Linked DNA regions of Homo sapiens: region 2 is linked to region 1. The links are chromatin contacts, found by Hi-C or POLR2A ChIA-PET in ENCODE. All regions are on one chromosome and are shown on one strand. The core of a region is the stretch at or near the end of the contact, and the rest is flanking DNA. Distances in the headings are between cores, read along the strand shown.

Evidence for each region. A loop is a pair of places that touch in the nucleus more often than their neighbours do. ChIA-PET counts read pairs that join two places held with the same protein, here RNA polymerase II (POLR2A). Pooled maps may share reads with other maps.
Region 2: a loop to region 1 is called in a map of ascending aorta, with 7 times the contacts of the local background. The contact joins two enhancer-like sites. A Hi-C loop is called at or near these places in 3 of 168 maps with a recorded cell type or tissue (aorta, ascending aorta and sciatic nerve) and 4 of 50 pooled maps. POLR2A ChIA-PET finds 5 or more read pairs at or near these places in 4 of 52 experiments (GM12878, OCI-LY7, PC-3 and 1 more).

What each region holds. Positions count from the first base shown.
Region 1 is chr3:21,670,413-21,673,922 of GRCh38, reverse strand. All of the region lies in intron 1 of ZNF385D (zinc finger protein 385D), which reads left to right. Among named protein-coding and RNA genes, the nearest start is that of ZNF385D, 79 kb to the left of the region's middle. Within about 2 kb of position 1,447, at least 5 of the 41 ENCODE cell types and tissues checked have a DNase peak (open chromatin) inside an H3K27ac peak, as active enhancers do; they include PC-3, where a contact is called at or near this core.
Region 2 is chr3:21,704,125-21,707,404 of GRCh38, reverse strand. The region is part of intron 1 of ZNF385D (zinc finger protein 385D); the gene reads left to right. Among named protein-coding and RNA genes, the nearest start is that of ZNF385D, 45 kb to the left of the region's middle. Within about 2 kb of position 1,489, at least 9 of the 41 ENCODE cell types and tissues checked have a DNase peak (open chromatin) inside an H3K27ac peak, as active enhancers do; they include PC-3, where a contact is called at or near this core.

The DNA of each region.
Region 1 (3,510 bases), core at 198-2,697:
ACTGCATACATTAGCTTAGTTTAAACACTTGCCATTAATGAGACTAGATTTTGACACAATTTGTTGGCAGAAATGAAAACTTTGTGATTGTACTTCCAAGGGTTATCAGATACTAATAAACACTCCTTTGCCCTATGACTGGCTCCTTTATGCGTGCTTGGTTCAAAAATGTGATATTATTTTTATCTAAAGCACACATTATTCATTAGTGTTTACTTAATCATTAACTTTTTAAAAATTTGGTTTGTTCTTTGAGTATGATCATCATTGCTCACACATGAAGATTCATAGACTGCCATGGTCATCTCTAGAAATGGACGATGATTTCTTTCTGGCATGGTCCCAACGGTGTCTGGCTTCTGACAGTGACACATTCAGCTCTGAGAAAACTCTTCTCCTCAATCTGAAAAGTCAAAGGACCCAGGAGAAAGCAAGAGTTTCTCTCCCATTAGCAATTCATTTTGAAACAGACTGTATCAAGCATCTTATCTGTAAATTATTTGCTGCTTGAGAACATTGCTTTGCACTGGAGCTGTAATGTCCAATAGCACCTTCTGTGAGAATGGAAGTGTTTTATATGTGCAGTGTACAATACAGAAGCCTCTAGCCCCATGTGGCTATCAGACGTTTGAAATGCGGCTAGTGTGACTGATAACTGAATTTTTTTTATTGTACTAATTTTAATTCATTCAAATTTAAAATAGTCACATGTGACTGTCAATGGCCACCATATTAGACATCCCAGCATGATACCTCTTTTATTAGTTATGATTCATGGTGTGAAATTTAATTTTAAGAAATTCCTCTGGAGGGAAATTTTGTGATTTTATATTCTATATCACTAGCAGTAAACTTGAGAGGAATATTCCAGGCAAAATCTTTTGATTTCCTATAAAGCAGGCACCTGTCCTGAATTATTCACTGTCTACCTGACAAAGGGGCTGCAGTACAGAGGGATATTTGGGGTTAAATATTTAAAACTCCTTGCCTGATACTCCTAACATAATTTTTCTCTAGTATGTTTCAGGCACCAGAAATTGTCATCAAAGTTAGTTAAATAAGTGAGAGATCCCGTTTTTCTTCTAGTGGAGACCTTGATTCAGGATATTGGCAACTGGATAATTATCAGTGTTTTGATTTTGGTCGTGGCATTTAATGACAGTGACAGATAAAATATTATTAGTGCTTCTTTCCTAGCTTCCTTCCAAGTGTGTTGAGGTGACTTACTGGAATATTTAAATACCACAACTGAAAATGAATAAATAATTTGGACAAGGGGAAACCCAGATCACTTCCATGTGATTTCCTTCATGGGAAAAGATCGAATCACTGACCATTGACATGGGCAAATGTTTTTGAATCAGTATTTCCAGAATGGAGCTCCAATTGCCCTGACTCATACTCCCATTCTCACCTCATTCCTCTCTGTGGTCATAAGCAGGATGTATGAGACAGCAGTCACCATCCTGTGTGGATTAGGGCTGACAACTTGCCCTTATGGGATCAGACCTTGAGTTTCAACATTTGAGTTGACCTGCTAAGGCCAGTTCACTTTAGGTCAATGAGGAGCTTTATAGTAAGTGCTGGATCAACTTTCTGAAACCTAGTCAGTGAATCAACAATCCAAAACAGAGGAGAGGGGCGGGGAGAAAAAAAGAAAAGAAAAGAAAAAAAGAAACAACGAAAGAAAAATGGTTACCAAATCATACTAAATTCAAATATTATGTCAAAATATGTTTTTAGTTATATCATTCTGTTGACAGAGATGGGAACTGGATGGAGTTTGGATGACTGAGGTTTAAGGAAATATGGGTAAACATACAATTTTCCTGGACAAAGAGTAAAAAATCCCAACAGGAAAATTGCTCATTGTTATCCCCAACCAACAACCTTGAATATTTGAGAGGCAGACATGCAAGGGAATGTGACAAACACATATTTATTTATCCGATTTGGTCAGCAGATGTTAAAGAATGTAAATTTGAGGGGTTTTGAAACATATTTGATATGATACTCATATCTTTCTGGATTCTTCTTCAAATATAAGGCAGTGCCAGCATGTTCCCATGCTGGGGATAAAAATCAGCGATAAATACTGAATATTCCTTCACAAGGAATGTGACCCTTCTTTCCTTCCTTCCTTCCTTCCACCTTCCTTTCATAAAAACCTCTCATAAGATAGCTGGCTTTAACAAATTATGTCTCGGAACTAATTTGACAAAATGATTCTGTAAGGTGTATTTTTTAAATTGTTGTTTTGTTTTGTTTTTATCATATTGTTGTTTTAGTTCAAAAGCTATTTGTATCAGTGCATTAAAAATCATTAGAGTTGTTCAGTTTCTTTCTGGTAAGATATTTTGCTTCCTAGAAGCTTGGCTTTTGATTTTATACATTGGATATTATAAGAGATACCTGGCAGAATTGTGTGTTTTAAAGGAATTAAGAGGATAGAAGGCTAATCCATGCCAATTAATGAATAGATATATTAAATTATCTATATTCTCTAGCTTTACTCCCACCCTGGCTGGCCAATTCCATTAACTACAGCACTCCATGGCCAATGTTTTGGCCAAATCAAGTTTTGCTTTTTTAACTGAAGAATGATGATATTCTTAAATTTGGAAAGGAGAGCTTTATTTTTCATAAACGTTTGCAGCCTGCAGGCTGGCCATTCTGACAGGCGGGGAAGCATAGCCTCCAACCAGAAGCCAGAAACAGACACTTCAAGGAAGGGACGAAGGGAACAGGAATTTATGCTGAAAGAGGTGGCCAAATACATGTGTAATATGCTATAAAAGGAGCCATGAATATTTATGAAAGTAGAAGATGTACATGCACAACTGAGCTTTATGCCTCTCCGTGGGACCTGTGTTCAAAAAATGGCGATGTTAGCATGATCCAAGGCTGAAGTCTGGAGCCCTCTGATGTCAAATAGGGTAGCAGAGGACACAAAAACCTTCACTGCGTATTCTCCCTAGACTGAGCAAGAAGCACTCTGCCATCGGTGGTCTCTTACCCACAAGGAATGCTGGTCCATTTTTTTTGTGGAAACTTAAAACGGAGCAGCATCAGTTGTTTGGTTGAAAGGGCTAGTTTCTGGTTAGCCCATAAGGAAGAAAGGCTAATGGCTGTTAGTGAGGGAGGGGGTATAAGTAGGCGTGTCTGATCTCCCATCCCTTCATGGCTGGGAACTCAGTTTTCAAGGTTTCTTTGGGTTCTCCTTGGCCAAAGGGGATTCGTTCAGTCATTGGGGGGGGGGGGGGGGGGGGGGGCGCCTTAGGATTTCATTTTTATTTCTCAGCATTTATGCCGTTATTTATTTTCGACTTCTTATTAGTAGGATCAGATCTAAAGTTTTTATGCCTACTATCACATAGACCTCTGAATTCCTATAGTGAGTCCCTCTCTTGCCCGGTGGACATAGCAAATTCTAACTGAAATATTTGAAAATGGATTTGAATAATTCTCCATGTATGTCAAATTAGTTGCTTATTAAATAACTACTTAGGA
Region 2 (3,280 bases), core at 240-2,739, 33 kb before region 1:
ACTTCAAAGTTAAACGGTGCTTACTGCACCATGAAATATAAATGAAAGCTTGACTTCCTACTGTACCAAAGGACTGTAAACAATCCCACACCTGTGCACAATTTATAGTAAATCAAGCATTCTGAATATCATTTCATGTTGAATATTTTAAGTGCCTTTAATAAAGATGATGTGATTTGTAAGTCACAAAATGAAGCCAATCTAAATAGGAGTTATTAAAAAAGAATAATAACTATTTAACTAAGCATCCTTTTCTCCTGGCAGTGTGATTCATTTCATCAGCTTGCTCAATTAAAAAAAAATAACAAATATTCTTGGCAAGTAAAGCCCACTCAAATTTGAATCACATCTGGGTTTTATTAAAGGTAAGCTACTGAAAGCCTTTGAACTTAAACTTCATCAAGCATTTCAAATTGTTCCCGTAGATGTATCTACGCATACAGAGGGATGAAGGCTGAGGCAGCTACTTGAAGAAGGAGGAAGAAAATAATCTGTCCTTTTCCTAAACCTGATTTGTCTCTGTGATTAGAATTTATCTGTCTAATCTATTTATCTATCTATCTATCTATCTATCTATCTATCTATCTATCATCTATTATCTTTGTGTCTATCTAAATGCTGCTCTCTCAGAAGTGGAATGTTAGGTGATGTGGTGCTCTGTTACCTTAACAGATGCCTTCATGTACATGGTGCATGCAAAGTAATGCATTTCTGGGTATTGGTCTTAACTATAACTGACTCTTTTCTACCTAAGAAGATTAATAATGGCAATAAACCATCCTGGTCCTTGATCACTTCTGATGGTAGCATTATAAAGTAGACATGAGTTTGAGAACATGTTTCCTAAGCCCCAGTTTCTGCCTCTAGTTAAGGGGCCAGCTACAACTTAGGAAAAGCTCTTACAATTTTCACTTTTGTCTCCTCAAATTGTAAGTATGCTACAACTTGTGCAAAATTAATTCCTGGCATCACTGTAGTTTTTACCAAAAGATGTACTTTTTTTTGGAGAAATATATGGTTCTTCATTGATCCCAGTGTAAAAATGTCACGTGAGCTGTCAAAAGTTGATTGTCTTTAAAGGGATGATTTGTATGATATGTGAACTGTATCTCAATCAAGCTATTAGGAAAAAAAAAAAGCTGATTGCATGATAAGGACAAATTTCTCAACAAGAGTTTTGTTTTGCCAGTGTGAAATCACATAAGGTTGTATGTCCTCATTGAAATCTGTTCTGTTTTTGTCCTTTGAGAAAGGTAAGCCAATTTTACAGTCATTATTAGTCCTGTAACCAATGAGTAACTATTCTAAGGACAAGACATATGAGAGTGAGTTAGACCCTTGGAGGAGTCAAAGTAGTGCATCAGATGTTCTGTCGTGTACAGGGATGGTAAATTTCCACTCCTCACCCCCACCTTTGCCATCATTGATCGAGTCATGCTTTCTTCCTGGTGACTGAGCTCATCTGGGCACATGTCCCAGGCTGAGGCTTTGGCAACCAGAGCTTGGTGTGGGAGTGGCAGGAATTGAGCTACTGGGTACTGCAGGGTCAGGAAGCAAGGGACAGTCCAGACAGCCAAATCCAAACATGTGAGTGGAACAGCAAAATCCACCTCGAATGCAAACAGTCTGAACCAAAGGAGAGGCATGTGGGAGCAAGTGGATTTTGGGGGTGGTGGAAAGAAGCAATGGAACACAGAGAAGGTTTTGTTTTCAGCTCTGCCATCATATGACCATGGACAAGTCTTTTATTCTCTTAGTTTTAATTTCCCCAGGTGTAAAATGAAGAGATTAAGAAATGACCTTTGAGGAAGTCCTCTTACTCTCATATTCTTTGCCTTCCCATGCCCACGTAGGTAGAAGACTACATTACACAAATTGAAAGCTGTAGGATCATTGAGATCAATAAGTTTTCAACACGGTAGAATTCACTTTTGCTCATTTCAAGTTAATTAGTTGTTTCTAATTTGCAGTTTTGTCTCATGCTCTTTGGGACTTCTATAAGAAAACATTCTTTAAAAATATAAATATAGGAGAACTTGCTGCCCTTTCTTAATCTGTACCAAGAAAATATTTCTGATGTTTTTAAAAGAGCTTATTAGTCCAGGGTATTGATATTTACTAAGTGTGCCTTCTTTTATGGGTACATTTTATTAAGCAGGGATTTGGGTCAGAGTTCTTAAACTGATAGCATGCCAGCTGCATTGTACTTGCAGATATTTCATTTGGTTCATACAATATTTTATAATAATTTAAATTCATTGCTACATTTTAAAATGAATAGATTTTAACATGGAAAAAACAAGCTTTTTGGCTTTTCTTCAAACATAGGAAGATCTGGCAACACGAACCCTACATTCTTGAATGATAATACATGTCTGGAGTTGAGTCCCAACTGCCCCTTACAGATGACTTGGGCCTCTGCAGTTTACCATGGTTACCACCAAGCCATATGAGACATATTCTTGGAAATATATGACATAGCACCCCACTGCAGAGGGATGCTAGGGTTAAGCTTATAACAAGTACTTATTAAGTATCTACTTTTTCTAGCACTATGTGAGAAATGTGAGATTATATAGTTTATTCCTTCATGTAATAGATATTTATTTAGGACCTACTATGTGTCAGGTACTGTTCTAGGTACTGGGGATACTGTGATGAACAAAACATGATTTAATGCAGCTTTTACTTTAGTATGAGAAAAAGGTAATGAATCAGGAAATAATATCCTAGCTGGGCCTGGTGGTGCATGCCTGTAGTCCCAGCTACTCATGTGACTAAGGGAAAAGAATCGCTTGAACCCGGAAGGCAGATGCTGCAGTGAGCCGAGATCACACCACTGCACTCCATTCTGGGTGACAGAGCGAGACGTTGTCTCAATAAATAAATAAATAAAATAAAATAAAATAAATAATATCAGATTTTGGTAAAGGCTATGAAATAACATGGGGTAGGGAAAGGGATAGTAAATGAAGAATGGTATTCAAGGGGAAGACAGGTAACCCAGTGACTACAGGAATGTGTGCTCGGGACTCTGAGGGGGTTTACACAGTATGTTGCAAGTACACATAAAGCAGGGCTTTTCATCTGGAATTCAGCACTTAGCAATAGCTATTGGCAGGACCTGAGTAGAATCCTGAAGAACAAAGAGGAACGTTGGTGGCTGACTGAGTAGGCAAACCAACCACTAGCTAAGTTACAGCAGCAAGGCAATGTCACCTCAAAAATAAGTTCAGTTTCAGGGAGCTTACATGGGAGCAAAAACCCTAGAGTAATCTGT